Regions from separate parts of the Homo sapiens genome. Here region 2 is linked to region 1. A link is a loop called in an ENCODE intact Hi-C map of the cell type or tissue named here. Cell type or tissue: dorsolateral prefrontal cortex. All regions are shown on one strand. Links, peaks and the distances in the headings refer to the core of each region. The heading gives the core; the rest is flanking DNA. Region 1 overlaps ATP1A4 (ATPase Na+/K+ transporting subunit alpha 4). Region 2 overlaps DCAF8 (DDB1 and CUL4 associated factor 8).

What was found. A loop is a pair of places that touch in the nucleus more often than their neighbours do. Peaks named below come from ENCODE experiments on the same cell type or tissue, not always from the same donor. Only the 100,000 strongest peaks of a DNase experiment are listed, where the experiment ranks them.
Region 2: a loop joins it to region 1, with 2.2 times the contacts of the local background. A loop is called at or near these places in 2 of 110 quality-filtered maps.

What each region holds. Positions count from the first base shown.
Region 1 is chr1:160,153,489-160,166,092 of GRCh38, forward strand. ATP1A4 (ATPase Na+/K+ transporting subunit alpha 4) reads left to right here. Exons shown (of 22, transcript NM_144699.4): 3 at 1,557-1,760; 4 at 2,557-2,670; 5 at 5,514-5,648; 6 at 5,921-6,038; 7 at 10,668-10,936. Among named protein-coding and RNA genes, the nearest start is that of ATP1A4, 8.2 kb to the left of the region's middle. RefSeq lists enhancers at 8,931-9,020, 12,582-12,604. In dorsolateral prefrontal cortex, for the core only: a CTCF peak has its summit at 8,974 (motif pointing right); a DNase peak (open chromatin) is centred at 8,973; H3K27ac peaks cover 1,006 bases.
Region 2 is chr1:160,212,768-160,229,204 of GRCh38, forward strand. DCAF8 (DDB1 and CUL4 associated factor 8) reads right to left here. Exons shown (of 14, transcript NM_015726.4): 8 at 12,824-12,896; 9 at 12,295-12,352; 10 at 11,675-11,782; 11 at 9,884-10,014; 12 at 6,082-6,201; 13 at 5,557-5,673; 14 at 2,953-4,941. The coding sequence ends at 4,825. PEA15 (proliferation and apoptosis adaptor protein 15) reads left to right here. Exons shown (of 4, transcript NM_003768.5): 3 at 343-498; 4 at 655-2,605. The coding sequence ends at 719. Among named protein-coding and RNA genes, the nearest start is that of PEA15-AS1, 12 kb to the left of the region's middle. In dorsolateral prefrontal cortex, for the core only: CTCF peaks have their summits at 7,004 (motif pointing left) and 7,207; a DNase peak (open chromatin) is centred at 6,994; H3K27ac peaks cover 5,682 bases.

The sequences.
Region 1 (12,604 bases), core at 4,605-12,604:
ACACTCTTAGAATTTATCTAGGACCGCAAAGAACTTGTGCTTATGTGGCTTAAGTCTGTCTATATTTACCATATTAGAAATTAAAATTGAGAGTTTTAAAATGTATTTCTCAATTCATTTAAAAATAACAAAAATAAAGTTATCATATATTCATATATGTTTTGACAAATAACTGTATTTTTCAAAACAAAAAAATTAGCAGCATCTTACATTTTTGCAAACCTCTTCAATGTCTTGCTTTTTAATAGAAGATAGCTGGATTCTCAAATATTTTCTGGATAAAATCTGTTGTGATGTTATGCCAGTTGGCCTTCAGAAAATTCCACTATATACTCTTAAGAAAATGAGAGTAAAAAAAGGCAAACAATGATTTAGTATTACTATGAAAATTGACCTTGTGGACCCCCTGAAAGGGTTTTGGGGCCCCTCGGGTGTTTCAGGCAGAGGTTGGGGAGTGGCTGGTGGTGATTGGCAGGTTCTACTATCATTTTCATTAACAGGAAAAAGCACATAAGCTTGTGCACAAGAGTGGAATGAGAATCTATGCATTCATGTTTTTTGTTAGTATTCTTTTCTATTTATGTTTTTTAAAAATTTATGGGCCAGGTGCCGTGGCTCACACCTGTAATCCAAGGCAGGCAGATCACTTGAGGTCAGTAGTTGGAGACCAGCCTGGCCAACATGGTGAAACCCCATCTGTATTAAAAATACAAAAATTATCCTGGCATAGTGGCACACATCTGCAATCTCAGCTACTTGGGAGGCTGAGGCAGGAGAATCACTTGAATGCAGGAGAATCACTTGAACCTGGGAGATGGAGGTTGCAGTAAGCCGAGATCATGCCACTGCACTCCAGCCTAGGTGACAGAGCAAGACTCTGTCTCAAAAAAAAAAATGGATATGTAGATGTACATATTTATGGTATACATGTATTATTCTGATATAAGCATACAATGTGTAATGATCAAATCAGGGTATTTAGGATACCCATAACCTCAAACATTTATCATTTCTTTGCATGGGAACATTCCAAATCCACTCCTCTAATTATTTTGATATCCATAATAAATTATTAACTATAGTTGCCCTATTGTGCTACCAAACACTAGATCTTATTCCCTCTAAGTTGGAGAGTCAAAGCGTGGTGTTAATATGTTATCAACATTAAGTATTATATTTCATCATGACATTGGCCCTGCACATTATAATTATCTGTATGTATTTATCTCCCCACTGGAGCACCTTAAGGGTAGGGACCATTCTTATTCATGTTGGTATCCTCAGCACCTAGGACCCGAGATAGGTTCTCAAGTTCAAAAAGGTTTGTGAATCAATCCATAAACAAAAACCTTCCTATGTAAGCATGCTAAATGACATCCCTCCTCTAATGCAAATTTTGAAACCTCACCTTATCCAGGAAGAACTTCCAGACTGACCTTCTGAAAGCGTCTTTAGTCTCTAGACCCATTCTGGGGCTCCAAATGTCAGGTTCCCTTTTGCTATGGCTGTTCCTCTTTTCACAGCTCTCTATCCAACCCTATTTCTTCTCTGCACAGGGCCATAGCCACCAAAGGGCAAAGGAAATCCTGACTCGAGGTGGACCCAATACTGTTACCCCACCCCCCACCACTCCAGAATGGGTCAAATTCTGTAAGCAACTGTTCGGAGGCTTCTCCCTCCTACTATGGACTGGGGCCATTCTCTGCTTTGTGGCCTACAGCATCCAGATATATTTCAATGAGGAGCCTACCAAAGACAACGTGAGTCTCTTCAGCTACTACTAGCCAGCCCTATCTCTGCTTAGCCCCAGACACTCTTTTGCTCAGCAGCCTAGCACTCCTGAAGTCCTCTGGCCCAAATCCCTAATTACATTATTACATTAATGTAATAATGTAATAAATGTACATTAATTATAAATGTAATTGATTGTAATTAATTACAATGTAATTGATTAATTACATTGTAATGAATGTAATTAATTATAAAATGTAATTAAATGTACATTAATGTAATAAATGTACATTACATAATAATGTAATAAATGTACATTAATGTAATAAACCAAAATCCCTAATACTCCACTTTCTAAGTTCCATCTTGGTTCCTCTCACCTTTTAATCTAAAAAGCTTCTGGTCCAGTTCCCTGAGGTGCACAATGTCCCCGAAAAACTTGCTGTTCTTTGATGACCTTCCCAATTGATCCCCAAAGCACTTTGCAGTCCCTTTCTCTTCTCCACAATTTTAACCTCATCTCCTTCCTCCCAGCCTCCCTCACAATCCACCCCCTCCATCCAGAGATTAGCCTTCCTGGAGAGAAAGATACAGGCCTTCTCTGACCAGGAATTTTGCTGACGGCTCACCATGGCTCAGGGTTCCTTCCCCAGGAAGCCAAGTGTACTGGTCCCACCTCAGATTCTTCTCTACCCCTCTGCTCTCAACTCAGTCTTACGGTCTCTTACACCTGGTGAAACTGCTGTGCCCCTTGCAGACTGATTTTCTGAGGATGAAGAAGACGACAAGGTCCCACTGATAAACGCTTTCTTTCCCCACCCTCAGCTCTACCTGAGCATCGTACTGTCCGTCGTGGTCATCGTCACTGGCTGCTTCTCCTATTATCAGGAGGCCAAGAGCTCCAAGATCATGGAGTCTTTTAAGAACATGGTGCCTCAGGTAGGATTGGAGTGGGAGGATCTAGTGGGAGCAGGAGCAGGATGTGGCCAAATACACAATGATGAAGTCCCGTGGAAAATTATATCCTATGATAAGTGAGCTGAGTGAGGTTGGTGATGAGGGGGTCAAGGTACTGTATCAGTCCTTAAAAGTACCTGGAAAAGCTGTGAAACCCTGAGAAAGACATAACGTCACCTATGAAGTGCTCTGATCTAGAAGGCAGAATCTGAATCTAAAGAGGAAACACCATACAAACCCCAAATAAGAACATTCTATTTTTTTAAAGAGACAAGTGTTGGTGGGGGTGGGAGCGGGGTGCGGTGGGGGGTGGCTGGATTCTTCAAATATCGATGACCTCAAAGACAAAGAACAGCTGTGGGGATGTTCCAGATTAAACAGACCAGGCATAGTGGCTCACGCCTGTAATCCCAGCACTCTGGGAGGCTGAGGCAACAGGATCACCCAGGAGTTTGAGATGCTATCTCTACAAAAATAAAATAAAATAAAATAGCTGGTCTACATCTGTAGTCCAAGCTACACAGGCAGCTGAGACGGGAGGATTACTTGAACCCAGGAATTTAAGTCTGCAGTGAACTGTGACCAACCTGGGCAAGACCCTGTCTCAAAAAATAATAATAATAATAAAAAGAGGCTAAAGAGGCATGACAACTATTCCGAGGGTGGTGGCTCCCACCTGTAATCCCAACCGTTTGGGGGACCGAGGCAAGAGCACTACTTGAGTCCAGGAGTTCAAGACGAGCCTGAGTAGTATAGTGAGACCTTATCTCTACAAAAAAATTTAAAAATTAGCTGAGCGTGCCTGTAGTGCCAGCTACTCAGGAGGCTGAGGTAGGAGGATTGCTTGAGCACGGAAGGCAGAGATTGCATGCCATTGCACTCCAGCCTGGTGACAGACAGAGACGCTGTCTCAAAAAAAAGACAGGGACGTGGCAACTAAATGCAATATCTAACCCTAGATCTGATTCTGTGCCAGAGGAGAAAGTAATGCTTTATTTTTACTTTTTTATTTTGAGCTTTTATTTTAGATTCGGGGATACATGTGCAGGTTTGTTATATAAGTAAACTGTGTGTCACAGGGATTTGGTGTACGAATTATTTCATCACCCAGGTAATAAGCATAGTACCTGATAGGTAGGTTTTCTGTCCTCACGCTCCTCCCACCCTCCACCCTCAAGTAGGCCTTGGTGTCTGTTTTTCCCCTTCTTTGTGTCCATATGTACTCAGTGTTTAGCTTCCAGTTATAAGTGAGAACATAAGGTATTTGACTTTCTGTTCCTGTTAGTTTGCTTAGGACAATGTCCTCCAGCTCCACCAAAGATAATGCGTTAAAGGATGTATTGGGTCAATTGGCAAAACTGGAATACTGACAGATTAATACAGTAGATTAAAGTATCAATGTGAAACTTACTGAAATTGATAACTACATTGTGGTTGTTTAAGACAATATCTTAATTCTTGGGAAATGCACAATGAAGTTTTTAAGATAAAAGATCATGATGTAGGTAACTTACCCTCAAGTAGTTCAGGAAAAGAGTATACACAGAGAGAGAGAGGATGAAAACAAATGACAAAGTAACTGGGGTGAAATGTTAATAGGTGAATCTGGATAAAGGTTATATAGGTGTTCTTGGTGCTATTTTTATTCTTGCAACTTCTCTGAAAGTTTAAAATTATTTTCAAGTTAAATGTTTTTTAAAGGTACCTGGAAAGAATACGACGGTAAACAGAGGTTCCTAGGCACGGGACTGGAAACTTGCAAAGGAATAGGCTCCACATTTTCCCTATAATATGATCATGTTCCAGTAGTATAGCCCAGGATTTCCTTCTCTTTTTGGTATCACTTAATTCCTTCCTTGGGTAAGAGTTTTGGGACAAAGTGTTTGGGCAGTTTTGGAGACTAGGAGTTTAGGCATGGTCGGTTAGCTTTTGCTACCTAACAAACTACCCTAAAACTTAGTGGCTTAAAATAGCAAGCTCCTGTTTCTCATAATTCTGTGGCTGTGCTGTTGTTCCTCAGCTGGGGCTGGATGGTCTTAGATGACCTCATCCACATGTCTGGGCCCTTAGCTGAGATGACTGGGACAGCTGGGGCCTTTTTCTTCGTGATCTCTCTTTTTACAGAGAGGTTAGCTTGGGCTTGTTCATAGGGTGGCAGAGGATTCTCAGAAACAGGAATGCAAGCCCCAGCATGAAAGCACTTTTTTTTTAATTTTTTGAGACAGGGTCTCACTCTGTCACTCAGACTGAAGCGTAGTGATGTGATCACGGCTCACTGCAGCCTTAACCTTCTGGGCTCAAGCGATCCTCCAACTTTAGCCTCCCAAACAGCTGGGACTACAGGTGCATGCCACCACACCTGGCTAATTTTTTTTTCAATTTTTGTAGAGACAGGGTCTCCCTATGTTGCCCAGTCTGGTCTTAAACTCCTGGGTTCAAGCAATCCTCCCACCTCGGCCTCCCAGTGTGCTGGGATTACAGGTGTGAGCCACCAGTCACGGCCTGAAAGCACTTTTTAAACTCCTCTTTCCATCACATTCATTCTATGGGCCAAAGCAAGTCACGTGGTCAAGCCCAGGTTTAGGGGTAGAGAGATAGACTCCACCTCTTAATGGGAAGAGCGTCAAAGTCACATTGCAAAGGGCCCTGCAAACAGCATCATGGGAATTTGCAATCTGCCAAAGACACCTTCAAGAATGATGTGGTGGGTGACAGTAAGAAAGGGGAGTAAGGAGGAGGGAGACCAATAACAGAAGGTTTTAGGCTAAGAGTGGGATGAGGAAAGCCAAAAGTTTTGGAAATGATCCTGCACTATCCTCTCATAGCAAGCTCTGGTAATTCGAGGAGGAGAGAAGATGCAAATTAATGTACAAGAGGTGGTGTTGGGAGACCTGGTGGAAATCAAGGGTGGAGACCGAGTCCCTGCTGACCTCCGGCTTATCTCTGCACAAGGATGTAAGGTGAGGGGATGCCGAAAGCTATGTGAGGGACCCAAGCGTGATCTCATGGCAGGGTAGACACCTGGGCCGTTAGAGAAAGTATAAGCTTATTACTCAGAATCTTGAGAAGTTACAAGTGCAGATTTGATGTTAGAGACAACAGATGTGTAAATTTGTTTCTCTCAGTCTGTCAGTGATGATGTTGGTGACCAGATGAAGACATACTATTTTTGTAAATAAATCTGCCTTTTTTCCTATGCTCACCTTACAACGCGTCCCCTCTCCCATCCCAGGTGGACAACTCATCCTTGACTGGGGAGTCAGAACCCCAGAGCCGCTCCCCTGACTTCACCCATGAGAACCCTCTGGAGACCCGAAACATCTGCTTCTTTTCCACCAACTGTGTGGAAGGTGAATATCGAACCATAAGTAGCATAGATTCAAAAGCAGGCACCAAAACATAAAGATTTTAATAACTGTCTTCTAAAGGTAGCGAGGTAGGTAAGAGCCAGTAAAAAGTCGAGCTTCTCCATCACGAGCTGTATGACCTCTGGTGAAAGGTCAAGGTCATCATTTCCACATTCGCACAGTGATGACAGTAAAAGTCGTTACTCTGTAGATTTTCGTGTGAATTGAGATAATATATGTAAAATGCCCAGCACAAGACCTAATACATTGTAAGTGACCTACAATTATTAGCTATTATTTTAGCTTGTGAATGGACTATGCTGTTTAAGCTGAAAATGGCACAGAGGGGAGGAAAATTGTTCAGCCCTGCTAAGTCATTCTTCTCTTAAGGTAAGCCCTAACTTCTAACTAGTCCCCTATCCAAGAGAAGATATTGGCATTGGAAACTTGAATTACCAGAGGTGCCACTTAGACTTTACCACTTAAACTTTGGCTTTGCTCCTAGAATCTAGGAATCCTTGAACTGGGAGACAGTTCTGGCAAAGTGGTAATAAAAAGGGACTGAACATCATTCTGTCAATCTCTCCTTTGCCCTTTCCCCTTAAGGAGGCCTGAAGACTCCATGGAGCACACTTGAAAACTATTATTCATGCTTAAGAACAAATGTTTGGTTATCTAAAAATAGTTCTTTTGTTTGTTTTGTGTTTTTTTGAAACAGAGTCTCTCTCTGTTGCTCAGGCTGGAATGCAGTGGTGTGATCTCAGCTCACTGCAACCTCTGCCTCCCAAGTTCAAGCAATTATCCTGCCTCAGCCTCCCGAGTAGCTGGGATTACAGGTGCCCACCACCACGCCCAGTTATTTTGTGTATTTTTAGTAGAGATGGGTTTTCACCATGTTGGCCAGGCTGGTCTCGAACTACTGACCTCAAGTGATCTGCCCTCCTCGGCCTCCCAAAGTGCTGGGATTACAGACGTGAGCCACCATACCCAGCCTAGAAATATTTTTTATTTGAATGCATAGTATTTGTTAAATATTATAAATATTATCTCTAATTCCCACATGCGCACAATACCAGATATTATCCCTATTTTACATGTAGCAGACTAAGGTTCAAAGAAATTAAGCACCATATCCAAGAGTACAACTCAATAGAAAGGAGGCGGGTCAGGGATTCTAATGTAGGTCTGTCTCCATATCTCGTGCTCCTTCCACAGACCCTGCTCTGTGCTGAAAGATTGCTATTTAATTTGAAAATACCTTAAAGAAGAAGCGTAATGTTAAGACAGAATAGACTATGAGAAAGAATCCAACTAGAAAATAAAATACATATATTAAAAATGTTTTAAAATTGATTGGACAGAAGCAAGTTAGCAAGCTTTCCCCAAAAACACTAGATGTCTACTATTAGATTTTAGGAAAAAATTTGCCCAAATTTACCCTTACAAAGTAGGGTTTTCATCAGCTAAGTATATGTTCAGATAAAGGGTATGGAGGAAAGTGGATGGTGGCATTTCGACTGGGAAGCAAGGGTCTGTTTAGATAGAAAATGGTTTTGTAGGAGGCTAAAAAAACCCAACATGTGGCCAAGAAGGTGGAGCTAGGTAGAAGGAGCTGGGCGGAAGGACTTTCAGTTGAGGAATTTCTCAGCAATTCACAGACCGATAGCATTTACCCTAGATCAATTTGCCCTTTAACCTTTACCCTAGACTTTTAACCTTTGCCTTAGACCAATTTGCAAATTAGTAGCATAACTTTAACCTTTACCCTTGCCTCCCATGTCTCATCACCGTAGACCTTGACATGGCTGTGGCACAGACTTCTCTTTGGGTTCTCATGCATCTTCAAGGGAGCCCAAGCTATTTCTCTGGCAATACATGGAAGGTGTATGAAGAAGCCAGTCTGGCCTGGGGTGCTGGATGCTTGGCCTTCTCAGCCTTCCCTGAGGTTGACATCAACCCAACCCCATCTCTAGACACACTGAGATTAATTATTAAATCCCGTTTCTCCAAGTGTGAGGAAACCATAGCAGAAGGAATAAAATAGAAGAACTAGACTAAACCATGACACAAGATATATGTAGGTGACACCATACACTACCCACCCTCCTCCACCCGGCCCAAAATAGGAAACTCCTCAGCATCTCTCAAGTATTTCAGCATCTTCATTCCATAGGACCCAATATATGCCTTTGGCAACCAGTTTGAAGCCCATCTATAGAATGCCTCGGCCTGGGAATCTTTTCAGGATTCCTCCTCCACATAAACACTGACCTGACCTGTCTGCTCCTCGAGTAGGACCCTGCTCTCAGACTCATACAGCTAAAGGCAACCTTAGAAAACGGAGACCACCACGTGCAGCAATGTTCATGGGAGCTCCCAGATTAGAGATGCTCCTACTAAGTCACAAGTATGAGTCTATATTGGTCCTACTGGAAACCCTAAGTTCATCTAAATGATGAGAAGAAAGAGAAAGAAACTAATTTTCAAGTGCCTATGATGTACCTAACCTTCTAGACTCTTAAAAATATTCAGTCCTCACAGTTTAGTAAGTGCTTTCATTCCATTTCGAAGATGAGGAAGCCTGACTCTCAGCATTTAAGTAACTTGCCCCAAGGAAAAGAGCTAGTAATTTAGAAAGCTGAACTTCCGGCCCTGAGTCTTTCTGCTTTTAAAATAAATGCAGTTTCAGTGATATGTTGCCTAAGTGATTCTGACTCTGATTTCAATGGTAGAAATTTCAGTCATTATGGTAAAGCAGGAAGAATTACTTTAAGAAAAGAATTTTGTCATGCCCCTCATTTCAAGGTGAGTGGCCTGCATCATGTGTGTGTAAAGCCAAACATGATGTCCAAGCTGCCCTTCTGACTGGGGCAGTGCTGGTGGAGAGGAAAGAGGGACCTCATAAGCACAGAAGCCCAGCTGTTATGGCCCGTGCTACCCAGCAGAGGTCAGATTGGCTCCAGCCAGCAAAGCAGGGAGGGGGCGCAAGTTACAGCAGGATTTCTCAACCACTCACATTTGGGGCTGGATAATTCTTTGTTGTGCGGGACAGGAGAGCTGTCTTGTGCGTGGCAGGATGTTTAACAGCATCCTGGCCTCTACCCACTGCATGCCAGTAGGAGCCTTCTCCCACCCCAGTAGTGACCACCAAAAATGTCTCCAAGCATTGCCAAATGTCCCCAGGGAAGGGGGTTGGTGGGTAGGGATTGCCTCCAGTTGAGAACCACTGTGTTAGGGGATAAGGGGATGTTGGAACATAGGGCTCTACCAGAAGGGTAACCACTATTCCTGGGATCTAGAAACTCCTCAGCTGCTGAGGGCAAGATAAGAACTATATAGGCAATAGAAGATACTCAGATTAAGTATAATAAAGGCCTTCTTGACAGTGAAGGAAATTAGGCAATAAAATTGGGTATTTCAGGAGAACTGTGAGACCTCTTCAGAGATTTTTCAGACTAGAAGACCTTTATTTGTATAAACTAAATATGAGGAGAGCAGAACATAATGACCTCTCAGAGGGCCTTGAGTCTCCAGTTTGTTTTTGACCATTGACAGCTTGCTCTTTGTGGGAACCAAACCAAACAGCTTCCTCAATTCAGACTCGGCATGTCTTGGGTGACCATCTCTGATGGAAAAAACAAGAAACAGCTTTTTTTTTTCTCTACACTCACGCTGAACACAGAACACTTCTGTGTCCAACATGTGTAGACAGTTCTCCCCACCAACAACCAGTTCTCCAAAGGACAATGATTGGGTGTCCTATAATTCAATTCAACTCTGACACAATCCACCTGGAGATAGCATCAGATCCCACAGGTTAGGGCTCAGCCCCACAAGACAGTCCCTAACTCTAGACCCCAGTCACAAGTCCTAGGTTATGGCCTGGCTATAAATTGGGGTTCCCACGACTCCCTCCTCAGGTTTGATTAATTTGCTAGGATGGCTCACAGAACTCAGGGAAACACCTTACTTAGGTTTACCCATTATTATAAAGGATATTACAAGGATACAGATGAGCAGTCATATGGAAGAGACGCACAGGACAAGGCACGTGGGAAGGAGCATGGAGGAGCGTCTGTGCCCTCTCCTGTCCAGGGTGCCCTCCAGTAACCCTCCACATGGTCATACACATAGACACTTTCCAAACCCAGTCCTTTGAGGTTTTTAATGGAGATTTCATTACATAGGTATAATCGGTTACATTATTAGCCATTGGTGATCAACTCAACCTTCATCCCTCCTCCCTTCCAAAGAGGTCAGTCCATGAACTGCAAGTTCCAACTCTCTAATCACATGGTTATCTGCCCTGGCCACCAGCCCCATCCTGTGGCTATCCAGGAACCCACCAAGAGTCACCTCATTAGAACAAAGATACTCCTATCACCCAGGAAACTCCAAGGCATTTAAGAGTTCTGTGTCAGACACTCCTATCACTCAAGAAATTACAAGGGTCTCAGGAGCTCTGTGTCCAGAACTGGGTCAAAGACCAAATATTAGAACAAAAGATTCTCCTAGCACCCCTATCTTTAAGGGTTTTTAGAAGCTCTATGTCAGGAAGTGGGGGCAGAGACCAATATCTATACTTCTTATCATATCACAACATCACATTGCCCTCTCCTGCTTCATCCACAGGAACCGCCCGGGGTATTGTGATTGCTACGGGAGACTCCACAGTGATGGGCAGAATTGCCTCCCTGACGTCAGGCCTGGCGGTTGGCCAGACACCTATCGCTGCTGAGATCGAACACTTCATCCATCTGATCACTGTGGTGGCCGTCTTCCTTGGTGTCACTTTTTTTGCGCTCTCACTTCTCTTGGGCTATGGTTGGCTGGAGGCTATCATTTTTCTCATTGGCATCATTGTGGCCAATGTGCCTGAGGGGCTGTTGGCCACAGTCACTGTGAGTAGACAGGGTGGAAAATGGCCTCAGGGCAGACAAACCACCCCAGGGAAAAGGGATCACTAGCGTCTCTTTTGTTGTTGAACCTTTCAAGTGCAGGGTCTTCCTGATATGTAAATAGGTATCAGGAATAATTTAGCTCTCAATATTACACTGACTCCTTCTGCCCATATATTTCGGTGTCTTCTCTTTCCTCAATGAGAGAGGAAGCAAGTTTCAATGGAAAGTGCATTGGATTATCAGTCACTGAGAGTGAGTTCTAGTATTGGCTAAATCACTTAACATCTCCAGACCTCAATTTATTCATCAGTTTATGGAGGAAGATTAATTTGGAATTATAGAATCCTACAGGAAAGGACTTCAAAGATCATATAAATTCAACCTTTCAACCAGTGCTGAATATCCTCTATAAAACCCATGGGAGATGATTATTATTTCTATTAATTGGGAAGCCCACCCCTTTCTGTCTCAATTCGTTTCATTGTTGTCTTGCTCTATTTACATTTCACTGTGTTAAGCAGAACTATAAATCCCTGTTTGTCCTAAGTTTCCCAGCTGAAGAAACACAAAATAAGTCAATTCTTTCTCTTCTACAGACTAGCCCTTTAGATTTTTGATGGTAGCCATTATGTCCCCTCAAACTCTGGTGGTAGCAGGTGAAATAATCCCTCTTCCCTTAGCCATTCTTCCTATGACATGGTCTGTAGGCCACCTGTCTTGATGATCACCTGTTGAGGGTATGCTCTAGTTTGTCAATATTCTTAAAAGAGAAATGACAATAATACTTGGGGTGTGTTTGGACTAGCACAAAAATGTAGGGACTAGTGATATTATGTAAATACATTATAACCCCTAATCCTGTTATTAGAAGCCCATACTTAGATAACCACAGCCTAAGAATTCATTAGCTTTTAAAACAATCTTGCTTCACACTTGACTTACATTGCCTTCACAATCAACAAAAGTCTTTTGGTTTAAATGATTTTTCAAGTCCTTTTCAATGCTGTGATATTATTGTTATCTCCTCCACGTTCTTTGTTTAAACTATTGGTCTGCCGGGCGCGGTGGCTCACACCTGTAATCCCAGCACTTTGGGAGGCCAAGGTGGGCGGATCACGAGGTCAGGAGATCGAGACCGTTCTGGCTAACACGGTGAAACCCCGTCTCTACTAAAAATACAAAAAAAAAATTAGACAGGCATGGTGGCTGGCGCCTGTAGTCCCAGCTACTTGGGAAGATGAGGCAGGAGAATGGCTTGAACCTGGGACGTGGAGTTTGCAGTCAGCAGAGATCACGCCACAGAATGAGACTCCGTCTCGAGAAAAAAAAAGAACTATTGGTCCAACACCCCCTCCACACCTAGCATCTTATACCACCATAAAAGATTAGCTATCTATGTGGTCCCTGGAAAGATTGGACTTAAAGAGGTGTGGCCTAAACTTGAATGAAAAAGAGATTGCTGAATAGAAAAGATGCAAAGATCCTGAGGGAGCAGAATATTCCAGGGGGGAATAAAGAGGATCCCTGTCTATGATACCCTGGTAAAGAAATACACTCTTTTTTGGCCAGGCACGGTGGCTCACATCTATAATCCCAGCACTTTGGGAGGCCAAGGCATGCAGATCACTTGAGCCCAGGAGTTCAAGACCAGCCTGGCCAACATGGTGA
Region 2 (16,437 bases), core at 2,941-10,940, 58 kb after region 1:
GGATGGGGGTGGGGGTGGGGTATCTGGAAGTCAAGTTGATTTTTCTTTTGTCCCCTCCCCACAACATATGGGAGCTAGTATCTAAGCTAAACCCCTCATTCTAACCACAATCTAGAAACTTCACTGACCAACTATCTGCCCTTCCTGCGAACAGTCCTCTGTATTGTTGTTTGGGTACCTTAGCTTTCTTCTCCTGGATTAGTAGCCCCTCTTCCTCCAGTGTTGTACCCTCCCATAACCAATGTCAGCAACTCAGCTTTGGTTCCAGGTCACTAGTCTGGTGGAGTAGGGGAAGCTGACCTCTACAGCCTAGCTCTGACCCTATCTCCTGCCTTCCTCCAGACAACCTCTCCTACATTGAGCACATCTTTGAGATCTCCCGCCGTCCTGACCTACTCACTATGGTGGTTGACTACAGAACCCGTGTGCTGAAGATCTCTGAGGAGGATGAGCTGGACACCAAGCTAACCCGTATCCCCAGTGCCAAGAAGTACAAAGGTAAGCGGCCACTCCTTTAACTAGCTGCACCTCTGCCTCGTCCCGTTGACTATCCTTGGAGTACTTGAGTTTTGGGAGAGTGGAGGCAGATGCCCAATGGGCCTGCCTGGCATCTCCCACACTGCTGTCCCTGGACACATACCTTTTTGCCCCCAGACATTATCCGGCAGCCCTCTGAGGAAGAGATCATCAAATTGGCTCCCCCACCGAAGAAGGCCTGAGCAAGGGGGAGGAAGAGGAGGAAGGTTGGACCTTCATCAGACCACTCCCTTCCCCCATCCTCCAGGAGAGGGGGCAAGGGCAACCCACCATCTACCCACTTACTAACCTGGTCCTAACCCCCTTACTGTGCGCGTGTGTGTGCGTGTGCGCACGCTCTGGCTGTTTGTCTATATGTCTAGCTCATCTAGTTCCTCTTCTTAAGGGGATGGGGGTCAGGGGCTAGGGGAGGGGGCTGAGTTTCCCCACTTTAGGAGGAGGTGGGGGCTATTTCTATGCAAATAGAAATCAGCACATTCCTCCTACTTCCCTTTCCTCCACTCCCCCCATATCTTTAAAGTGTGGAAGCAGAAAGGACCTGCATTTTCCTACATTGAGGAGCTGACATAGGGGTAAGGTATGGGAGAGGTAGGTGGATCCAGGGAAAAGCAGTGGGGACGGAAGGCAAAGAGACCACTCAACCCCCACCTGGAAGGGGCAAAGAAAAGCCAGAGTTCCATGTTTGTACTCCTGTGCTGGACTGTTTCCTGAGTACCAGCAGGTCCCTTTTTGTCTCTCATGGGCCTAGCATAGGTATGAGCCAGGGATCCTTTCCTGGTCCCTAAGATCAAACCCCATGGAGCAGCCAGCGTTAGATGCCCCCACCCACCTGTACTCTGGAGAGACTGTGCTGGGAACATGTACCACTGAGCCTGAGATGGGGATGAGGGCAGAGAGAGGGGAGCCCCCTCTTCCACTCAGTTGTTCCTACTCAGACTGTTGCACTCTAAACCTAGGGAGGTTGAAGAATGAGACCCTTAGGTTTTAACACGAATCCTGACACCACCATCTATAGGGTCCCAACTTGGTTATTGTAGGCAACCTTCCCTCTCTCCTTGGTGAAGAACATCCCAAGCCAGAAAGAAGTTAACTACAGTGTTTTCCTTTGCACCGATCCCCACCCCAATTCAATCCCGGAAGGGACTTACTTAGGAAACCCTTCTTTACTAGATATCCTGGCCCCCTGGGCTTGTGAACACCTCCTAGCCACATCACTACAGTACAGTGAGTGACCCCAGCCTCCTGCCTACCCCAAGATGCCCCTCCCCACCCTGACCGTGCTAACTGTGTGTACATATATATTCTACATATATGTATATTAAAACTGCACTGCCATGTCTGCCCTTTTTTGTGGTGTCTAGCATTAACTTATTGTCTAGGCCAGAGCGGGGGTGGGAGGGGAATGCCACAGTGAAGGGAGTGGCAGAATCAAATTGCTACATAGTCCAAACAAAAAAGAAGGCTTTTTCAAAAAACATTAAATTCACATGCAGTCTCAGAGACTATTTAGACAAAGTTCAAGTTAGGAGCTTTTAGGATGTGGGAGTAAAACTTTAATGGGAGGGGAGGGCTGGCTGCTGGAAGAAGGAAGAAGCCAGACTGGTTAGACAGTACTCTTAACTCCTAGCCCAGCCTAGCGTGCCCTGCCCCTCTGGCCACTGCTGCAGACACCTGCCTTAACACACACACCTCTAGGACTCCACAGTTTTGCCTTAAAGGACCTTCCCAAGTCTCCCTTTCCCTGTCTGGCTTCTCCCTTAAGAAGAGAGAGATACTTGTAGAATTGGGTGGGGGGAATGAGCATGAACTGTCCTTCCATTTGGGATATGTTACATTAGAGTGAGAGAGAGAATAAGGAGCCTTTCTTATGGAAGAAATGGGAGAAGAGAGACAGGGTTCTTTTCAGCAGAGTCTAGTAGTTTCTCTGTAAGGCAAAATAATCTAAAAAGACTAACCTGCCCACCCACTCCTTATATTGCTGTGAGATTGCCCCTATCTTGTGCTCTTCTGTCTGCAGTGTGCACGGCCTTGTTCTAACCCGGAATAAAGGTGATTGATTGTATTGCAACTAACTGATTTTAAAATTTCTGTGAGTGACCAGGATTTTGCAGGCTTTGAATCACTGGGAAGGGAGGGGGAACAATATTTATGGCCCAGAATAAGGGCTGGGAAAATACCCCAAGTGTATACCCTCACCCCACCCAATCTCCTAAGTATCACTGAGCTAAATGGAGTGTATCCTACTTCCAACAGTCTCCAATTGGAGCCCAAGCACTGGAAATACGGGTCTCCCAAAATGGACTTTCTAACACTGTATCATGTGCAGAATGAGAGGGGAAGGCTAGGTACCTACATTAGTAGGAACAAAAACCATCCATTGTGAATAAATGGACCACATACCACACAGAGCAGCAGTCGGGAGAAGAAAAGCTTTACTGGGAGAAAATACAACAAATTCCAGAGTGCATGGTTTTTAGCCCACCCTATCACCCCACCAGCAATAGGAACACAGACCACTCGATCACCACACATTCCCTACCTCAGGGAGTAAGTACAGCAGCCAACATCTGGTCTCAGAGCTGCTGGGAAAAGGGGCAGGAGGAAGAAGTATCTGGGAATACCATTCTCTCACTCTTTTCCCCTCCTTCCTGGCCTGATTTAGAAGAATCTGACTGTCCCAGGATACAGAATTCTTGGTTGGATCTTGTGGAACTGGGGGCAAAAAAATAGCAGCAAAAGCACTTAAGGGCAAGAATTCAGCTGGGACTTTCAGACTCAGTGACCAGTGATAAGACAAGTGCCCAAGCTCCAGCCACTGTAATCAGTCCTTAGATTAATGACTTATTCCTCAATCCTAAAATATCAAGAGGTGGACAAGGTTTAAGTCAAACCCAGGAAGTCTTTCCCTTCACTCTTCTATAAAGAAGGGAACTGGCATGAAGTTGGATGGCTTAATGATCAAGCAGCTAAAGGTAAGAGAGACAGAGTGAGAGAGTGTGTATGTATGTGTGTGGTGTGTGTGTACATGTCTTCTGTCACAAAGTACCACAATAGTCTGCAGTGGTGGCACCACCCTAAAGTAGTTAAGTTTTAAAGACAGGCCAGCCTCTGGTTAGAAGAGCCATCCTTGGAACCCCCTACAAGACTTAAGGAGAGGTAGGAGATCTGAGGCAGAGCTGAGAGGAATTTCCTGTTTTTCCCAACCCCTACACCAAAGCAGGGAACCAGGAAGGGCAGAAATGAGGATCCTTCCATTCTCAAGCCTCCTAAAACCTAAAGGGTAAGTCCCAATCTCTAGTGACCATACACAGAGGTAAACTGACCCCAGGTGTCACTTCCACACCATTACTCTTGTTCACTCTTAAGTCCCTTTATTGCATTCAGAGAATATATAGGTATTTAAACTTTGACAATAATTTTACCTTGATACATCCAAGTTTGACTTGCTTTTTAATATATTTATAGATATAAAATTAGGCCTCTAACAGTGATAGGGACAGGGAGATTGCTGCCACCAAACAATGTTTCTTAAAAAAATAACAGAAGAGGTAATATCCTTCCTATTCTTCCTTCACTTCTGCCCCTCCTCCCACCTCTTCCCAGCCTCCCTCACCTGACCTATTTAGGGGGTGATGGGATGAAGAGAAGAGAGTGAAGGATATGTAATCAAGTGCAAAATACTGTGGTAAGTACAGAGAATGAATAAGGTGGAAAGGAAAGTGAAGAGTGTGGGATGGTTAGGGGCTTTAAGGACTTCCCAGGAAAATAGGATTCTGGGATGGGGTTGCTGGGGGTGGGGGGGGAGCCAACTGTCATAAACTTTTAAAAAACAAAGGAAGAAAAGGTCAAAAACCTAAACCAAAGAGAGAGTGGCACTCCTACCCTCCACTCTGGCCCCTTGGTACTGAATAGCCAGTTGTTCCCCCCACCCCTCCCCCAGCCCAAGAAACAAGGGAGATTAAAGAAAAAGAAACCCCATTCCCTATCCCAAACCAGTTAACAAAATAGGCTTCCCTCTCCTCTCAAAAAGAGGCTTTGGGGAGAGGCCATTTCTGCCGAGTCCTATGCACCTCTCCATAGAGCCCCATTCCAGGGCTCAACTCCCATTCCTAGGTACTCTTTGTTGGTTCACTCCTCTGGTTTGTCCTTCTCCTGGGATGTCTTTCTTTTATCTAAAGCAAAAAGTCCAAAGTGCGTTTCTGCTGAATGTAGGGCCTGGGACAGGAAAGGGTTGCCCAGGCAGGATCAGGTTGGCAGCCCCAGCCTGCCCCACCTAGGTATGAGGCCTCAAGATGGCATGCACTGCACCCGGTCAGGGCCCTCCTCCTCGTCCGATGTGTCTGAGGAGCTGGGAGACTCATCAGAGTCCGCGTCTGTGGCCCCAACCCCAGGTTCTCGCCAGCGCTGTGGATGGGAAAGGCTTGTTAGTAACTTCCCTGGATGGAACAAGGACAAGCCTGTTAGGTCTTAGCCAGAATTTAGATGCTTTAGGCCAGAGATCAGCAGAATTTTTCTTAAAGGGCCAGAGAGTAAATACTTTAGACTTGTGGTCTATATGGTCTTTATTGCAACTATTCAACTCATTGTAGCGTGAAGGCCGCCACAGACAATACACAGAATGGGTATGGCTGCAAGCCAATGAAACTTTATTTACAAAAACCAGCAGCAGGCCAACTGCCAGTTTGCCAACCCCTGAACTAGGCCTCTTTTGGCATAAGAGGAAAAATAGAAGGGTCACACTGAGACTTGTTATTTCTTCTCAATTCCCTCCTCCACCCTCCAGCTTTTGCCTTTATGAAGATAGCATTACACATGGACGGCAATGGACAAAAGTAGATACCACCCTTTTCTGCTGATGTCTCTTCCAAGGCTATATCAGGGATCTGATGGGGACAGAGGACAGTGGATAGGAAATCCGACCAAGATCACCTGATTACTGCTTGAAGTCACTACTCTGGAACTTTTTAGCCCTCTTAAAAGGGTCACTCCCTTGGGAATTCATTTCCAACCCTAGCTTACCCGGTGATGGCGTCTCTGTCTCAGGTGATGCATAAGGAACCACAGCATGTGACTATCAAACAGGTCAGTTTGGTGCAAGCTATCTTCATCCCGCTCCCGCTTGTTCTTCTTAATCACCTGGAACCCAAAAAGGTTGGGAAGAGGGGGCAGCAATGAAGAGGAACCCGGGACCTGATCAAGAAGGCTGATCTCCTATCCCAATAAAAGCTTCCCTTAAGTTGAAGTGGAGCTACATTAGATTAGGAAATGATGCCCTAGGTTCAGCTGCTGAAAAGGTAGCAGGCTTTAATACAGAATAATTCTTAAAGATGCTCCTTATCCCCATCCTATTACAAATTAGTGCCACTTCACAGCTGCCCCCTGGAGCAGGACTATTCCTACAGAGGAAATTACAGGAATGTGGGGGAGGGTGTTAGAGCAGTGCCTTTAAAGAACTGGGCAGCAAGTTATTCCTCCCTATGACAATAAGAATCAACAGTATGTGGATAAGCAGAAAGAAAATAACTTCTGCAGTCAGCCACTTACATCTTTTAACCCTGTCAGCTCAGTGGAAGCTTCAGCTGTGGGTGCCCAGATCTTCACATCATGGTCTAGGCCACTGGTTGCCAGCACAGGCAGGTGAGGGTGGGGCTCAAGACAGTTTACCTGGTCAGGAAGAAAGGAAAACACAGACTCAGCAGTGTGTGGGAGTAGGGTTTAAAAACCACTACTCACCTTGAGCCAAATAACTGCCCTTGATCAGGGCTGAGGCAGCTGCTGGGGAAGGGAGGCCCACCCATCCTGAGCCTAAGCCAAAGGGCACTGAGGGTAGAGAAACCAGACACAGACTGGGTATAAGACCAGGCACATCAATCATTTCCTATGTATAGGTCGGGGGTGGCTTCATCCCCAGATATGGCCCTAGGGGTGGGTGAGTGGACTGCCCAAGCTTACTGCTGGCTTCGTAAGAAGACAATGAAATCCAGATGACCTCATTCACTCCAGATTCCAAAGCTCCAACTTGCCCAAGGCTGGAAAAAACCATCTCAGTGGCTTTCACCAAGTGGCAAATAAATTTTAAAAAATGAAGAAAGCAGCAGCTGCCAATGAACCCCCAGAGAAGAGTCGGAGAACTATATTCATTTGGCAGTGTTTACTAGAACTGGAGGAAGGCACAGGCTGAGAAGAGGAGGCTGAGTTGCAGGGAGTGGTGGGAGTGATGGAGGCTCATGTCTGCTTGAGAGAACCTTGCACATCCCAGGGGGAACATCCTACTACTTGCCCTGAGCACAACAGGCTCAGCTATAAGGCAGCACATTAAAACCAAGCAGCTTCTTGGGGCTCCCAAAGCCTCAATCTCAGCCACCCTCTGGGTAAATTCACTGAACAAGGCAAAAGAAATAAACTCCAGCAGGCAGGCCTTCTAGCTTAGGCAGCTTCCTTCTGTCCGAAAGGCACCCAATGCCCCCTGCTGTCTGACTTGGAAACATGAGCTTCCCTAAGGGAAGGGCAGGGAAGTTCCTACCCCATCCAGAAGAGTTAGTTCCAGATCTAGCTGCTAAAGCATTTTGAGTCTTTTAGTGAAAAGAGGAACACATAGGAAAGGCACCCTGCCTTGCAGCTGGACCTATAGTCCAAGAAAACAACTTCTTTTAGTTCTCTCTGGACCAACCACCTCCGCTGCCTCACCTGCACAGGCAGAGAACAGCTGAGGAGAAGTCAAGGGCAGGCATGGAAAATAGAGCTGACCTACAGACTTCCCACTTACTTTGACTTCCATCTTACAAATAAACAAATGCTCAGAAAAGACTGAAGCTAAGACTGAGCTTATGAATAAAACAGAAACCCCGTTCTTTATCTCCTCCTCCCATTCCACATATCAGCCTATTGTGAAGTTTATCTTTGGGCTCTTTTAGGCAGTGCAGTTAAAGTCCAATGCCTGGAATAGTATCTATCTATAGTAATGGACAACTTACATATACAAACCTGCACTTTTTCATCTATCTCCTAATAAGCCCTTGTTACAGACCTGTACTCTGAGCTAGCTCTGCTTGAATAAGTCAGGAAAATAAAAAAACACAGGGGAACAATTCCTTGGAACTTAAGACTAAGGAAAAAGCCAGTGGCAAGAGGAACAAGAGAATAACATACAGTACCTGAATTGGAGCCTGCGGGGGGAGCCGACAGAGAACTTCTGGGCCAGAGTACCTGGTCACTTCACCAGACCTGTCTGAATGCCAGGACTTATCCTGTCAATAATGCCTGAGCAGAGAAAAGAGCTCTGGCCTTAGATGACTGGGCTGGGGGAATGTAGAGAATGGGATCAAGCATCAAAGTGCTCTTGGGAGACTAAGGGGCTGTCCTCTGATACCACCCCCAACCCTTGTCCCTGTGAAGCTGAATGGGAACAAAGAAAAGATCCTCAAATCAGTCAGGAGATCTGGGCAAGGCAGAAAATAACTTCTAAGATCTTTGGTTCTAACATTCTACGTTACAATTACATTCTACTCTACATTTACAATTTGCATGATATAGAACTGCTGAGTCTACTACATTGAAAGTAGTGCCTGGTAACCCCCACTGCTGGAAAATTAGGACCAAAAAACAGAGCAGAGGGAGCCAAGTAAAAGACCACATCGATCATTCAGCTTACACAGAGACAAGAATATGTAAGGAAATTTGCTTCAGGGGTAGCCTCTATATCTCTTATTCTACTCATTTACTCTTAGGACCACTAAAACTTAGGCCTGGGGCCCACCCATCCCAAGTAGATGCCTTCCTCACCTGGGCAAATGGGTTAATCATCAAACCCTGGCATTGGCTGAGCTAAAAGCAAACTGGCCTGCAGAATGCTTTTGGAGAATGGACAAATGCTGGCCTGGGAGAGGGCATTCAGCCCTGCATCTCTCTGGAACAGAATGCAAGGCAATAGCTTATGTCAAGAAAAAATTCACTGGCCCCTTCTGACTTCCTTTCTCTAAATGCCTATTGCATAATTCCCATTAAGACTCAAGTGTTTTGGGTTTGTTCACTGCAGATGACACAGGGGGACCTATGGAAGAGTTGGAAATGAAGCAGGGAAGAGTGAGACACACCTTGAACTTCTAGACTCCTCTCCATTTGTATTCAAACCATAAAAACCCTAGATCTATGCAGGTCCCAGGTCCCTGAAATTTAGAGGAAACCAGAAGAAAATTTGAAATACCCTTTCACCAGGGCAAGAAAAACATAAGGAATGGGATCCTGATTGCAAAGAACCATTCTAAATTCTAAAACCACTCTCTGAAAAAACCTCATCAAGAGATGGCTAGGCTCTTTGAAGTTCCCCACAGCTAAGAAGGAATAAAAAGGAAGAGAGACTTAGCTGTCTCAGTCATTCCTTAGAGGCCTTGGATAACCAGACTATTCTGGGCAATCAGTATAATTTAGTCTTCCAAACTGTGTTTTTCCCATCTCCTGTGGTCCAAAAACCTTGTAACAGAAAGCGATTGAACTCCTTCCTAATTCTAGGTCTCAAAAAAAAAAAAAAAAAAAAAAAGATAAGGTTAACCAGATACATCTTAAGAGCTGATTGCTCTTCATTCCCTAACTCGATTCTCACTCTTCCTTTTTGCCCTAACTCCACAGAGGGCTGCAGAACTCAAAGGCCAGGCAGACTATGATACGATCATGGGTTATACAGCAAGCAGACTGCTCAGCTACTAAAAAACAATTGCCACATTTGCGTTCTCCTTATATGTACACATGTATATGTGTTTGTTATCTATTTGAATGTACGCATGACATTTCACCCCTAAATACTTCAACATGTATCTCTTAAGTACAAGAATATTCTAAGTAATCAAATCAATTTAATATTGAATACCATGTTATCTAATGTATAAACCATATTCTAATTTTCCCAACTGTCCAAAAAATGCTCTTTATAGCTTTTATCTGCTAATCTAAGATCCAGCCAAGATCACTACTTAGTTTAGTTTAAAGGGAAGAGACATGGAGAAATCTTTAGCCTTGTGTAGGAGGGTACGCCCTGAACACTAACGCTTTTTCATTTGGAAAAGGTGCACGTCTAGAGATAAGTTACATCACTCAGGACAGGACAGAGGTTCTTCCCTAAGATCCCTTTCTTGTCTCAATAAACTGTGCTTTACAGGGACAGAAGATAGGAACAGGAAGAAAATACTCCATCAAAAACTCAGCACCTCCAGGCTAACTAGTCTTTTATGGCTGGCTGGACCTCTAAAACATGGTATCATGTAGTCACAGTGAGAATTCAGTGTCCCTGCTAAAACCTACCTTAATGACTGGAGAGATTAGGGAGCCAGCCAGCTCAGCACACCATACTCACCACGCCTCCCTTGTCCCCCTCCATGAACTGAATAATCTGGCAGGATGATTTCTCCCAGAGGAAGATGTGCCCACAGTCACTACCGCTCACCACAAACTCACTCTTGGGGCCATAGAAATTGACGCCTTTTACTGAAATGATAAATGAGGGAAGAAACCACATGAGGGTTGGCATCAGGCCTATATACATTCATCTCAAAGGGAATTTAGTTATTCACAAACTCTAAATCAGCTAGATTATGCATGTTTAACAGATAGTTATAGGAATCACACCAGTCCCAAGAGATGATTTATATTCTCCCAAAGAGCTCGCTCCTTAGGGCAGAGGAATCTGCAGTCCTTTAGCAGCAGCCTTAGTCTCTCAAGTTTATACCCTATCAAGTAACCACAGGCCTCTCTAATCTCTTACCTGTCCCACCCTGAATCATCCCAGCTCTGCCTACTCTTAGGCAGCACTGTCTTATGGCCTAGGATTATCTTTGATATGTGGACTTCATTGGTACCTTGTCAATATTTCTGGGTCATCAGCTGATCTGAGACTGATGAAGGTATATGCCACAACTGCCTCGAGAAGCAAGTGATCTGTGCTTGCTACCATTAACAGGGCTCCACTCTCCGGAATCAGTAAAAGAAGCCAAGAGTTCCAATGACTATGGTCAGTACAATATTGGCCATGAGACTGGCACCCTTCCTTTATCTGCCTGTGTACTGAGATCCAAGAACAGATTTTTCCCTCCCTTCTTACCAGCTCAGGAAAAAAAATAAAACTAACCTCTAACTGCTATCTCCAAGACAAAATCATGACAGGTATCTGCTAGGAGTGGTAACAATAGAGAAATGATTCCTCAACTTTCCTGGACATTAGAATCATGTGGGTAGTTTTTAAAAATCTCAGTGCTCAAGTTGCAGTCCATCCCTATTAAATCAGAATATATGGGGTTAAGGCCAAACTGTTATTTTTAAAAGAACACCAGGATTGGGATTGGTGGCTCATGCCCAGCACTTTGGGAAGTCGAGGCAGGCGGATCACTTGAGCCCAGGAGTTAGAGACCAGCTTGGGCAACATGGTGAAACCCCATCTCCACAAAAAATACAAAAATTAGCCAGGTGTAGAGGCATGCACCTGTAGTCCCAGCTACTCACGAGGCTGAAGTGGGAAGATCACCTGAGCCCGGGAGGTTGAGGCTGCAGTGCCTGGGAGGTCAAGGCTGCAGTGAGCCATAATTGCACCATTGCACTCCAGCCTGGACAACAGAGTGAGATCCTGTCTCATAAACACAAAACAAAACACATCAGATGATTTCAATGTGCCCCAAAGTTTGGGAACCACAGACATGGAACAAAACAGGCCAATCTTGGGCTAGTTACTACCACCATTCCTCCTCTTCTGCCTCATCTAAAAGAATTGTTTACTCCTCCTTCCTAGAGGTATAAGGTCACTCCCTATTTTAAGCAATTCAGGACCACTGACTAAAGAGGGCTTTCCCTGACTCCCTAACAAGGCATTTGTGCTTCTTTTGAAGTTGCCTGAAATCTTAAAAACAGTTAGTCTAGCCTCCTTATGTCCAAACCAATTAGAAGCAACATTATTGGAGTGGCAAGAGATGCTCTTGAGCGCTTTCTCCTCTAGCATAGCGGAGAAAACATGAAAACTCCAGCCCAATTCAGGATAATCCCTCAGTGCCCATGGCAACACAGGCAGGTAGTTTCTATTTGTATAACCTGAGTAAGACACTGTGGTTCTCCAAAGCCAACAGGCTTGGGCCAAAGAAACCTAGGAAGACAGTCTCACCTGTGGCATTATTTCTGTGGCCCTTGTATCTCTTAACATACTGGGCCCCATCACTGTGAGAGGAGTTGAAGAGGTAAATGTCTTCATCATTGTAACTGGCCAGGAGCTCTGCCAAGAACAAGAACATAGCAGTGAAGGCAAAGGCTGAAAAAAGCAGGGACCAGGAGGTGGGGGTTGGGGTGGGGCTTCTTGCCAGTAGTGCCCCCTCCAAATACCCAGGTGTAGCACCCATCTTATTTGGAACACCAGGCAAGTCCGACTGTACAGGGTAGACTAAGAACACACTGCCAACCCAGGGGCAGCAGAATGCTCAAAAAGGTCATACCCATTAACTCAGGAATGAGTCAAAGGCATAAGAACCTGCTCAGGCAAGCAACCTGGGCTTCAGGACAGGCCCTGCCAAATATCATCTGCAGCATTCTGCAAATGGTACCTGGCATCTCCAAGGGTCATCTACTGTATCCTCCCGCTATGTGCTCACCATCAGCAGTTACTCCCCAGCTGCTCTACTTGGAGCTATAGCACAGTGGTGAGCACTGGAGGGCACATGCCTCACTGGCTCAGCAGCTCCCTAGACAGAGGGGGCATGCCAGCCTAGGAGCTGGGCCCTGCTCACGTACCTGTGCCGTCGTGGCTGTACACAAGACAGGTGATGTTTGCTTTGGACTCACTGTTCACCTGCAATAAGGAGCAGATACTGACTGATGCCCCACCCCCCCATTTGTTATACCATCTTCAGGAAACAGCTTTTCCTTCAAACTCCCCTATATCTTCTCCCAGAGATTTGAGAAAGACAGACAGAGACAAGAGTACAACTGATGAAACATGACCACCTCAGGGGGTAGCATCTTGGGGCTTTCTTTTGGTTGTCATCCATGTGCTAGCCATTTTATGTACACTGTCTCATTAGGCCTCACCATCAAGGTGCAAGGCAGTTATTTTTATTTCTATTTTGTCGATTAAAAAACTGAGGCTATCAGAAGTGAAGTGACTGCCAAGATCACAAAGCTGGTAAGTGGTAAAGCCAGGATTCAAATCCAGATGACTGACTTGAAAGTCCAAGCTCTTCCCACCATACCAACAAGTTCAGGTGCAGCCTTGGGGTTGAGTCAGGGAAGCCTGCAGCAACTGGCCCTTCATGAATCTTACCAGGTGATGAGGACAGAACTTCTTGAGTACTCCATTGTTCTCATTCTCATCAATTTTCCTCTGGTCATAAATCCTACAGTTGGAAAAGCAATGAAAATGTAAAAATGTACAAACGAAACCCTTGAAGAGCTGCAATTTGATGTAGTGGCAGGAAACTGCCAGCTGGATGCAGATAAACAACATTTTCCAAACCAAGCTTTTGGTTTGTGCTCTTCCTTAAAGGGCATCCCTTTTCCAATCCATTTCCAAACCCTAAATCTTTTGTTTGTTTGAGATGGGGTCCTGCTCTGTCACCCAGGCTGTAGTGCAGTGGCATGACCCCGGCTCACTGCAACCTCCGCCTCATGGGTTCAAGCAATTCTCTTGCCTCAGCCTCCTAAATAGCTGGGACTATGGGCACACACCACCACGCCCGGCCAATTTTTGTATTTTTAGTAGAGACAGAGTTTCATCTGTTGGCCAGGCAAACCCTTAAATCCTTTATCCACATACTTCCCATTTTAAGTGGCAATCCTCAATTCTGTCAGTTTGAAGTGGTTTATCTCTCTCCTCAAGTTTTATATCACATACTGCTACTTTTCACTGAAACAACTAACATTAGTATGGAGCTTTTTACATGTACATTACCTACCGAAAAAGGTTACTCACGGGCAGAAACCATGCTTAATGTAAGTCAATGGGTCTGTAATCCCTCCTTAAAACTGTATTTGGCCTGTTCTCCCTCTCATACCCCACAATAATTATTAAAAACTACCACCCATATCCTCAAGACTCCCTCTCCTTTCCTCATTCTTATCAAGCACACTACACCTTCACCTTCCTTCCTCTCTCTAATCCAAGCTTTAAACTCATGAGGACACACATATTATGTGTCAAATATTATGCTAGGTGCTAGAAATACAGTGAGGAACAAGACAGATCCAGTATCTGTTCTCACCCAGTCTCCTCCAATCTCAGAGCCAATCTCTTGAAAAATGCTTTTCATTTCATCCTTCCAGGGACCTTGTTTGATGATTATCTAATTTCTCAACCTCTTCCTCATCACCAGCTGGCCACTTTCTAAAAATCCTTCTGCTGACTGTCCTTTCCTACTATTGCTTTTTTTCTCCTTCCCCTTACAGTTACACTACTGAAAAGAACAATCAACATTCAATATTTCCACTTTCTTACTTCCTATTCACTTCTCAGTCCATCCTAATCTGGTTTTGGTTCTCAACTCACCACTGAGACTTCTCTGGCTGAAGTCATCAGTTAATTATATCCATTTGTTAAGTAGGTGTAAGTCTAGAGTTCAGAATAAGTGTGGTCTGCAGACACAGATGTAAGTCATATATCCGTGTGAAAGGTGGTAGTTAAAGCATTGGTAATGGAATTAGATCTCCAAGGGAAAATACAGAGAAGATTTTCCCTTCGCCCTTTAGAATCTCTGGCCTGTTTCAGAATATAATGAAAACTCTAGTCCCTTCTCCCCAGAAAAATGCACATAAGCATACTTTCTGGAGGTTCACATAATATTTGTACTTCAAGTTAAAATTCCCTGGTATAGAGTAAGATGAGAGCTGAAGACTGAGCTACTGGAGAACATCAGCATTTAATGGGTGGAGAAAGGAAGACACACCCATGAACAACACTGAGGAGTGGTTGGACATCAAGGAGAGAAGGTGCTTCAGGGAAGGAGTAATAATGTCAAGAGTAGAGAAAAAGACTTGAAAAGTACTTTGTTTGCTTTGGCAGTTAGGTTACTGATGACTTAAGCCTTGACATCCCCAGCTCACACGATCCTCCCGCCTCAACCTGCCGCGTAGCTGGGACTACAGGCACACACCACCATGCTGAGCTAATATTTTTATTTTTTGGTGGAGACAGCATCTGCCCAGCTTGGTCTCAAACTCCTGGCCTCAAAAGATTCTCCTGCCTCAGCCTCCCAAAGTGCTGGGATTACAGGTATAAGCCACTACACCCCAACTAAGTGTTTATTAATAGCTTACTATATTCTACATATGATGCTAGAACGGAGTTTGGCAAACTTTTTCTTAAAGGACAAGACAGTAAATGTTTTAAGCTGGTAAACTGGCAAACCATCTAATCTCTATTAAAACTATTGAATTCTGCCATTGTAGCATGAAAGTGGTCATAAACAACATGTAAAGTAAGGCCATGGCTGTGTTCCAATAAAACTTTATTTATAAAAACAAGCACTACAGTTTGTCAAGCCCTGTGATAGACAGTAAGCATAGAAAGATTAATACAAACTTTCCTACCACTTTCTGAACATATGATAGGCCCTTGATAGTTTATATTTTACTTTTAGTTATTTTTTTTGAGACAGGGTCTCACTCTGTCATCCAGGATGGAGTGCAGTGGTGTAATCACAGCTCACTGTAGCCTCAAACTCCTGGGCTCAAGAGATCCTCCTCTGCCTCCCAAGTAGTTGGGACTACAGGAGCATACCACCACACCTGGAGATATTTAATTAATTAAAAAATTAAAATTTTTTCTTAATTTTTTTTTTTTTTGGTAGAGACACAGTCTTGCTATATTGCCCAAGTTGGCCTTGAACTTCTGACCTCAAGCTATCCTCCAGCTTTGGCCTTCCAAAGTGCTCTAGTTTTATAGTCATGAGCCACCACACCAAGCCCCTTGACATTTTAAGTCACGTAAGGAATAGTGTGCACACCTTTACCACATCTCTTCCCACATGCCTTCAGGCACCCACTAACTTGTTACCCTAAGTCTCTCTTCTATACCTGCCTTTAATCTAATGTTCTCTCAGTGTTGCTGATGTTGGCTTAAGAACTGGGGAATGAAGAGATGATTTACTGACTGTGCTTCATCAATCAGGGCCTATACTTAATCCTTTAGCAATAAATTTTCATGTCAGCCAAATTTACCACTAAAGGATTCACCTGATATATTCTCTTTTTCTTTACCCCTATAAATTCTTAAAACTAAGCTAAGCAGGAATTAGCTTAGCTTAGCAGGTGTAGTAGGGACTCACACCTATACCTCCTCTACTTACCTTTTTTTTTTTTTTGGCCACAGGCCAAAAAGCATGTCTCCCCAGAGCTTCCCTTAAATACTTTTTAATAACCCTAAACTAAAATTCAGTATTAATGATGCAAAAGCCTTGAGGATCAGTAAGCTATTTCTCTATATTCCCTTGAAGTAATTCCTTTAGGCTAGGAGTGAAAGTTAATGATGTTATGATATATAATATTCAGCAAAAATGTTTTCAAATTTATACCAGAAGATGAGCTGTTTGGGTTCTTTCAAAGGAAGAATAAGAAAGGAGAAACCTCAAAACATTCAGTTGGCTGCACAGGAGAGGTGCCAGAGAAGTTGAGTGTAACCTAATGTCAGAGAAGAGCTGGAGTGCTGAAAGGGCTACCTGCTTGTGTAGGATCAGCGTGCCTCAAAATCTTCACATAGCCAGGCGCGGTGGCTCACGACTGTAATCCCAGCACTTTGAGAGGCCGAGGTGGGTGGATCACTTGAAGACAGTTCGAGACCAGCCTGGCCAACATGGCAAAACCGTATCTCTACTAAAAATACAAAAATAGCCAGGCAAAGTGGCACATGCCTGTAATCCCAGCTACTTGGGAGGCTGAGGCATG